2 separate regions of the Homo sapiens genome follow, and region 1 is linked to region 2. The links are chromatin loops, found by intact Hi-C in ENCODE. Cell type or tissue: heart left ventricle. All regions are shown on one strand. Each heading gives the region's core, and the rest is flanking DNA. Links, peaks and the distances in the headings are about the cores only.

Region 1 (4,402 bases), core at 176-4,175, 95 kb after region 2:
CATAAAAACAGAGCTGGGCATGGTGGCTCATGCCTGTAATTCTTTGGGAGGCCAAGGCTTGAGGTCAGGAGTTTGACACCAGCCAGACCAACATGGTGAAACCGCACCTCTACTAAAAATACAAACATTAGCCAGGCATGGTGGCACACACCTGTAATCCCAGCTACTTGGGAGGCTGAGGCATGAAAAATGCTTGAACCTGGGAGGCAGAGGTTGCAGCGAGCCGAGATCACGCCACAGCACTTCAGCCTGGGCGACAGACCAAGAGTCCGTCTCAAAAAAAACAAAAACAAAAACAAATACAAAACAAAAAACAAAAAAAAAAGTTTTTCCTGGGTCTTCCTTGAGTCTTCATTTTTAAGGTTTCCTGTGTCACATAAAACTTCCATTACATAAATTTGTTATGCTTTTCTCTTGTTAACTTGTTTTTGTTATAGGGGTGTTGGCCGTGACCTTTATGATGGATAAGGAAAAGGATCATACCTTCCCACCCCATGCTCTTCAGCCTGAAATTCAGTCTTCTTACAGCCTAGTCACCAGTCTTATTTCCAACCTTTTCTTGTACTACTCCTCAGAGGATCCTTCCATTCTCCAAGTTCAGACTCCCCATACATAACACCTGTGTTCCTTCCCATCTTAGTCAAGTGATTTCGACTAGTTAAAATGTCTTCCCTTCACCTTACAATACTTTCTTCAAAGAACAGCTCAAAAGCTACCTCCACTCTGAAGTTTTATTATACATGTCAACCTTCAATAATCTTTCTTTCCCTCTGTCAACCTTCAATAATCTTTCTTTCCCTCAAATTCCTTTAGCACTTACTATAAGCTACTTGACTATCTTTCAAGATACATACACTCACTGACCCCAAATCTTTACTCTCCTAAGAAGACCTAGAAAGGTTTATATCCTCATTCCCTTTGCTAATTATGATTTTATCTTTTTCTTTTATACATAGTTGAATCCACAAACATTTTTTATGCTCTACATGTACCAAGTCTCTGCAGGGAAAAATTATGTTTCTTAAGCAAAAATCTGTAGGGGCCAAGGGAAAGTTTCCTTCCACCCTCTGAAGGTTTGCTGAAAATGAACTGACAATCAACAGATTAACAGGAGAAAAGACATACAGATGTATTTAATATGCTTAGCACAGGGAAATTGTAGGAGAATGATTAGCCAATAACCCAATGAGATCCAGATGTTTATACACCTTCATAAGGGAAGGGGAGATGGCAGGTGTAGCAATTTTGAGGAGTAGTAAATAGTTTTTTAAGGGGAATGAATGGACCCAATCTTTAGTCAATGTTTAGCAAATAATTCTCTTTGGGAACTGAACGGCACCCAAGAACAGACAGTAGTTTGAGACAAAGTTTGTCTGGGCTCTAGGTGTGATGTGTGATTTTCAGTCTCTTCCTCTTCTCTGGTTAAGTTTCAGAGTAGGGTAACAAAGTCGATTGGGTTCCTTTTAGAGGGCCTGGTTTCTAGGTGGATTAGGAACTTTGGAAAGCAGCCTCATCCTGTGCTCTGGGTCTTGTGCTTTATTTCTCAGGGTTTGGTCCTTGCTCCACTTAAAGGTTAACCTTGCTGTTTTCAAATCAGTTTCTGGAATGACCTGGAGTTGCATCTCTTAGGGTCACCCTCACCAGTACATTCCTGGCTGAAGACAGGGATAGTTTGTTTTTGTTTTGTTTTTGTGTGGTCATTTTATATTATTCATTGCCTACAGAGCATCTTTATGAATTTAAAGGAATGTTTGTGGGGTTGAGCATTTTAGAAGGCACTACTTTTCCGTTTGTGGGAAAAGTTGTGAACAAATGAGCTTTCTATTTCAGGGCAATGAACTGATTCTTAATTTTTTTTAGCTGCTGAAATATTTAAAATGCATGGTTTTATTTACTGCTCTTCTACCATAATATATAACAACGAGGATAAGGAGAAATATAGAGGGATAAAATAAACTTACTTAAACTTTTGAAAGTATAATGCTGAAATTGTGAGCCTACTGTCACTCATGTTTGAAATTAGGGCAAAGGTAAAGTAGAGAACAAAAAGTAATGACAAGCAAGGTGCAATTATTTGGACTTTTTATCATTCATTTACTTATTGAGCACCTGATACTGAAAGGTGACAGCATGCTGGTGTCCCTCGCAGCCCTCGCTCGCTCTCGGCACCTCCTCGGCCTGGGTGCCCACTCTGGCCGTGCTTGAAGCCCTTCAGCCCACCGCTGCACCGTGGGAGCCCTTCTCTGGGCTGGCCGAGGCCGGAGCCGGCTCCCTGGGCTTGCGGGGAGGTGTGGAAGGAGAGGCACGGGCAGGAACCAGGGATGCGCTCGCGGGCCAGCTAGAGTTCTGGGTGAGCGTGGGCTTGGCGGGCCCTGCACTCTGAGCGGCCGGCCGGCCCTGCCGACCAGGCAGTGAGGGGCTTAGCACCCAGGCCAGCAGCTGCAGAGGGTGCACTGGGTCCCCCAGCAGTGCTGGCCCACCAGCGCTTCCCTCCTCACCGGGCCTTAGCTGCCTCCCCGCGGGGAAGGGCTTGGGACCTGCAGCCCCCCATGTCATGGCTGAGCCTCCCCCCGACCCGCCACCCCTGCCACCCCTGCCACCCCCACCATGGGCTCCTGCTTAGCCCTAGCCTCCCCGACGAGTGCCGCCCCCTGCTCCACGGCGCCCAGTCCCATCGACTGCCCAAGGGCTGAGGAGTGTGGGCGCACCGCACAGGACTGGCAGGCAGCTCTACCTGCAGCCCCGATGGGAGATCCACTGGGTGAAGCCAGCTGGGCTCCAAGTCTAGTGGGGACTTGGAGAACCTTTACGTCTAGCTGAGGGATTGTAAATACACCAATGGGCACTCTGTATCTAGCTCAAGGTTTGTAAACACACCAATCAGCACTCTGTGTCTAGCTCAGGTTTTGTAAATACACCAATCAACACTGTATCTAGCTAATCTAGTGGAGATGTGGAGAACTTTTCTGTCTAGCTCAGGGATTGTAAACACACCAATCAGCACCCTGTCAAAACGGACCAATCAGCTCTCTGTAAAACAGACCAATGGGCTCTCTGTAAAATGGACCAATCAGCAGGATGTGGGTAGGGCCAGATAAGAGAATAAAAGCAGGCTGCCTGCGTCAGCAGTAGCAACCTGTGGGGCCACCTGTGGAAACTTTGTTCTTTTGCTCTTTGCAATAAATCTTACTACTCTTCCCTCTTTGGGTCCACACTTCCTTTATGAGCTGTTAATACTCACTGCGAAGGTCTGTAGCTTCACTCCGGAAGCCAGCGAGACCACAAACCCACCAGGAGGACCGAACAACTCCAGACGCGCTGCCTTAAGAGCTATAACACTCACCGCGATGGTCTGCAGTTTCACTCCTGAGCCAGCAAGACCACGAATCCACCAGAAGGAAGAAACTCCGAGCACATCCAAACATCAGAAGGAAAAAACTCCGGACACGCCGCCTTTAAGAACTGTAACACTCACTCTGAGGGTCTGCGGCTTCATTCTTGAAGTCAGTGAGACCAAGAACCCACCAATTCCAGACACAATACCATGTCCATAATAGAGGGATTCCAAAATGAAAAGTCATGGTCCTACCTTTTAGGAGCTTACAAATAAGCTGTTTACGAACGAAGTTAAAAATGCAAAAAGGAGTAAAATTAATAAGCTATAGTAGGAGTAGAGGAAAATAAGATTATTTCACTCCAATTATGTGAAAAAATTTTAAAACTCGGTGGTAGAAACAAAATTTGAGCAATGTCTCTGAAGGCAGTGAGATGTAAACACTATGTCAATATTGTAGAAAGGTCTATTTAGGATTTTGGAACACTGGTAGCAAAAGGAGAGTCTGGCCGGGACACAGGTACGTTGGTGAAATAAGCACAAATTAGAGGCTTTTGTCACTAGACTGTGGAAAACTATCGATGCTCTATTCAGATGAGTGTCATAATTAGAGTTGTGTTTGGCCAGGTGCAGTGTGGCTCACACCTGTAATCCCAGTACTTTGGGAGGTCGATGCGGGTGGATCACCTGAGGTCAGATGTTCAAGACCAGCCTGGCCAACATGGCGAAACGCTGTCTCTACTAAAAATACAAAAATTAGCTGGGCATGGTGGCGGGTGCCTGTAATCCCAGCTACTCAGGGTGCTGAGGCAAGAGAATCACTTGAACCTGGGAGGTGGAGGTTGCAGTGGGGCAAGATCATGTCACTGCTCTCCAGCCTGGGCGACAGAGTGACTGTCTCAAAAAAAAAAAAATTGAGTTGTGTTTAAGGTAGGTAAATTTGACCACAGTGTATTGGTCTAATTGGAATTGAGATAAGAATTCATCTGGACTTCTTTTACAGGACCCTGTTGATAAGACAGTGTGCGATAAAGAAGCCAGCCAAAAACCACCAAAACCAAGATGGCA
Region 2 (4,402 bases), core at 286-4,285:
TACTGTACTTGAAAATTCTGTTTTAGCCAGTCCCAAAAAGTTATTTATCATGTCTGGACAACAATACTGAAAGAGAAAAAAAAAAAAAAAAAACAAGCCTTACTTATTCTTTAAAAAAACCACATACCAAAAAGTGATTGTGTGTTTACACCTAAGGCCAGACCATTAAAACTATGCTTGTAATATATCTAGAAAAATAGTCACCAAAAATTTGTGGTGCATGTACATAGTCTAAAAATTCAAATAATAAACACCTATTATCTTCATGTAAAAATTCAAAAAGATTTGAGAAACCCTAAAACCAAGACATGGCCATAGCTCTAACAGCTTTACCCTTGCAATTTGCCTTTTTAGATGTAAATATTTAATAATAATCTGTTCCTTAACTAAAAATCATTCATCTCATGTCCACGTCAAGATGTATAGAAAGGAAATGTTTATATGCCTTGATGTATATATTTAATTATCAAGTGATATATAAAATTTCATAAAGCCTGGTTGAGGAAAAATTAAAATATACAAAAATTATATAATATAGAATAGGCTCCTTAATTAGAAATGTGGATAATCTTCTGTCCCAAATGTAAAATTATCAAATAACATTGCAAAGTTAGTCTATGAACATTAAAGATTACCCTAAAATAGCTATAAATTATGATACCCATAATAGATGATAAATTACTTGCTGTTTTTCTATTTTTTTAACAGAAAAGTAGGATAGGATCAGATTTTTTAAATAAACATATAAACTTTGTTCACAGAGTACCTTTTAAACAATGTTTCATATCTCTATAAAAGAGCTGAATAATAAACCATTGACAACCAAAAATGGACAACAACTTGTAGTGAATTAGGGTGAAGGATTTAGTCATTGAGAACGGCAAAGTATCCTTGCTTATCCAAAAAAACAAATAAGCACCTTAAGAGATGAGAACCAAGCTTAGATTTAAGGTTTTATAGGAGGATAGAGCAAGCTACGGAGGGGCATAGCTGAGCTGTGGTACAATATCAACTGGTCATCTTTTATTCAGCCCTGGTACCTTTTAGTTTTATTAATAGATCTTCACTGCAACTCCTTATTTATCCCTTATTTTTGTGGGTTAAAGATTCTGCAAATATTAAATATGTACTTTAATGCCATATACTATAGTTTGACAAATATCAGGCACCATCTATCTATCATTCTTATCTTTACTCCTCCCAGTACACAGACCATGTTCTGTTGCTTTGTTAGTGCCCTAAAAATTTAGGTGGGTTTTTCAGAGCAAAGGAGGTGAGATCCTATTTTTATAGTTAAATAGGGCTTCTCATGTGAACATCCAACATCAGTCAACATTTTCCTCTTTTCCTCCTGAGAGTCATCCAAAAGCTACACAACCAAATTCCACAAATTGGTTTATCATTGAAACTAAGGGTCAGATAAAAGCCACAGACTCCATAATATACGAAAGCACTATTCAAAGAAGCCAACATCGGGCAGATGGCATTTAGCTAGAAGTAAACCAGAGAAGTAAAGGGGACCCAGTGGTAACAGATCTTAAAGGGTCAGTAAAAATACACATCTTAAAGGTGAAACACATATTCTGAATCACAAGGGTATATCCTCTGTTTGCAAAAACAGGTGCAGAAGCTGAGGCAAGAAGGATGGCAGCAGAAGTACCCCAGACCTGATTCAGTACAGAGAAGCAGAAAGGCGGTGCTACATAAAGAATCAGACACACAAGTCACAATTGCAGGAAGCCTTCTGCCCAGCAAAAAGCTGTTTAAACCAGCTAGCAAGCTGTGAGACTATCCTGGCAACCTATGCTTCCTCCTAAAAGGAACTTGTATAAAACAGCTGGCCCAAGAAAATCCAACTTGTTAAACACTATAGGCACTCACATCTAAACAAAAATACCATGTAATAAAAGAAGGCAAATAACAGAAAAATGTAAAATTCTAACAAAAACATCAGAATTATGCTGCCGTGGAGCAGTTGCAGATGAAAACAGTAGCCACAAATTTTAAAAACATAATGAAGCAACTGCCTCTATTTGGAAGACCACAAAGCAAGAAAAGATGCCAAGACAACAAGATATTTAGAAGGAAAAAAAAGAGTGGCAAAATCAAGGGTGAAAGTATAGGAAAAAAATAAAATCAGAGACATGAAGACAAATTAGGAAGGAATACAGTGGTGAGTAGACATTGCAAGGGTGAAAGTATTGGAAAAAAATAAAATCAGAGACATGAAGACAAATTAGGAAGGAATACAGTGGTGAGTAGACATTGCAAATAAAATAAAGGAAACATATTAGTAGGAGAAAAGTCCATTTAAAAAAATTAAGGATTAGAAAAAAAAAGACATATGTCAGGGAAAGAAGATAAAACAAATTCATATTGGAGATGAAATTGTATGGAATAAATATTTTAAAATACAATTCAAATAAACTGTGCTAAATCCAAATATACAGGTTGAAAGAACAAGGTGTATGCCAGAGAGGACTCACCCAAAATTCCCAACACCAAGTTATATCATTATAAAATTATCAGTCTTCAAAACATAAAGAATGTAGACAACCAAAAAGCTACAGACTGCCAAACAAGAAGATCAAACCACTTATAAAAGGCAAAATAATTCAGCTTGTCCCAGATTCCTCAAAAGCAACACTGAATACTAGAAAACGGGAGCTATACCAACAAAATCCTGATAGTGGGATTCAATTTACTTTATATTAGATCAAACTGTCTTTACAGAATGGACTACAGTCAAATTGCTTTGAACATGAACGACCTCACAGAAAGATGTTTTCAGACTCCTCCTAAATGAAATTACTACAGAATGAACTTCAGCCAAACAGAAAACGAAATAAACCATGACAAAAACACTGATGATGAACAGTGGATTATATTTACTGTAGAAAAAGATCAAAACAAATATGACATAAGGTAAAAAAACAAAACAAAACAAAACAAAACAAACAAAAATGTAATGTCATATGCCCTGACAATGGAAAAACAATACAATGAACAAATAAAAATTGGGAGAGGATAAAAGGACAAAGAGTACAAGGTGAAGAGTTCATAGATTGCCTCACAGTTCATAAAGGAATATCAGTTAGAGCCACCAAATAAAGTAATATAGGTATAGACATTTTGACAGCAAAGGTAAACAAATGCTCAGACAATATTGACTAAAATCAAGTAGCAAAAAAGAAGGGAAAGATGGGTGGGTTAAAAACAGGAAGTTTCATGCTACTTTAATCCTTCCTCATAGAAAAGAACAGTAGAGAATTGCTAAAGGAATAGAAGACTAGTGGAGTTATACATTAAAATTAGAAACATAATCAGGAGAACAAAACTACAACTCTCTTAGAAACCTAAGCTACACACACATAAAGCAACCACATTGTGAAAGGCTTTTAAAAAAGAGAGAAAGAAAAATTTTAACAGAACTAAGACCAAATAAATCTATCATATTGGTAAATCTAAACCCACTATTAAAAGAAGAGATTTTCATATAGGATCACAAAAGAAAAATCAACTTTGCTAAAAGCAAAAGGCACACCTAAAACAAAGTAATTCAGAAGAGTTGAAAATAAAAGACTAAACAAAGAATACACCAGGTAAATGGAAACCATAACAGGGGTTGTGAGTCTAACATCAAAGTAGAATTTGGGCTAAAAGGCACTAACCATTAAAACCAAGAAAAGGATATTTTATTAAAATGCTAAAGGATACATTCACAATACAGTTATTTATTTTATTTTTGAGACAGTCTCACTCTGTTACCCAGGCTGGAGGGCAGTGGTGCCATCTCGGCTCACTGCAACCTCCGCCTCCCAGGTTCAAGCGATTCTCTCGCCTCAGCCTCCCAAGCAGTGGGACTACAGGCGTGTGTCACCATGCCTGGCTAAGTTCTTGTATTTTTAGTAGAGATGGGGTTTCACTATGTTGGCCAGGCTGGTCTCGAACTCCTGACCTCAGGTGATCTGCTGGCCTCGGCCTCCCAAAGTGCTGGGATTACAGGTGTGAGCCATGACTCCCGGCCTCATAATATAGTTATAAAAGCTAGATTCTTCTATATCATAAACAACAGCAACAACTTTGAAACAAAATTGCAATATATGAAAGAAAATACTGGTAATGAAAGCTGTGGACTGAAATGTGGTGTTTCCCAATCCAGGACAGATCAAGTGGACTAAATGGAAGTGAAGACACAGAAATATAAATATAATTAATAAGCTATATTTGGTTGATAAATATCGAATTCCATACCCCAAAGGAGAAGTAATATACCTATTTTCAATCTTCCACATAATATTGAATACCCCCTATACTTTACAAAACAAAAAGGATTTGTGAAAACTTGGGCTTTACCATTAAAGAAACTGAGTTTTGAAAGCTAGTTACGCCAGTTAATTGG

Evidence for each region. A loop is a pair of places that touch in the nucleus more often than their neighbours do. Peaks named below come from ENCODE experiments on the same cell type or tissue, not always from the same donor. Only the 100,000 strongest peaks of a DNase experiment are listed, where the experiment ranks them.
Region 1: it touches region 2 in a loop (2.0-fold over the local background); 1 of 110 quality-filtered maps calls a loop at or near these places.

What each region holds. Positions count from the first base shown.
Region 1 is chr15:56,777,330-56,781,731 of GRCh38, forward strand. No RefSeq gene overlaps it. Among named protein-coding and RNA genes, the nearest start is that of ZNF280D, 46 kb to the left of the region's middle. In heart left ventricle, for the core only: no CTCF peak of the experiment used is centred there; a DNase peak (open chromatin) is centred at 2,284.
Region 2 is chr15:56,682,412-56,686,813 of GRCh38, forward strand. ZNF280D (zinc finger protein 280D) reads right to left here. Exons shown (of 22, transcript NM_017661.4): 10 at 1-66. Among named protein-coding and RNA genes, the nearest start is that of ZNF280D, 49 kb to the right of the region's middle. In heart left ventricle, for the core only: no CTCF peak of the experiment used is centred there; no DNase peak of the experiment used is centred there.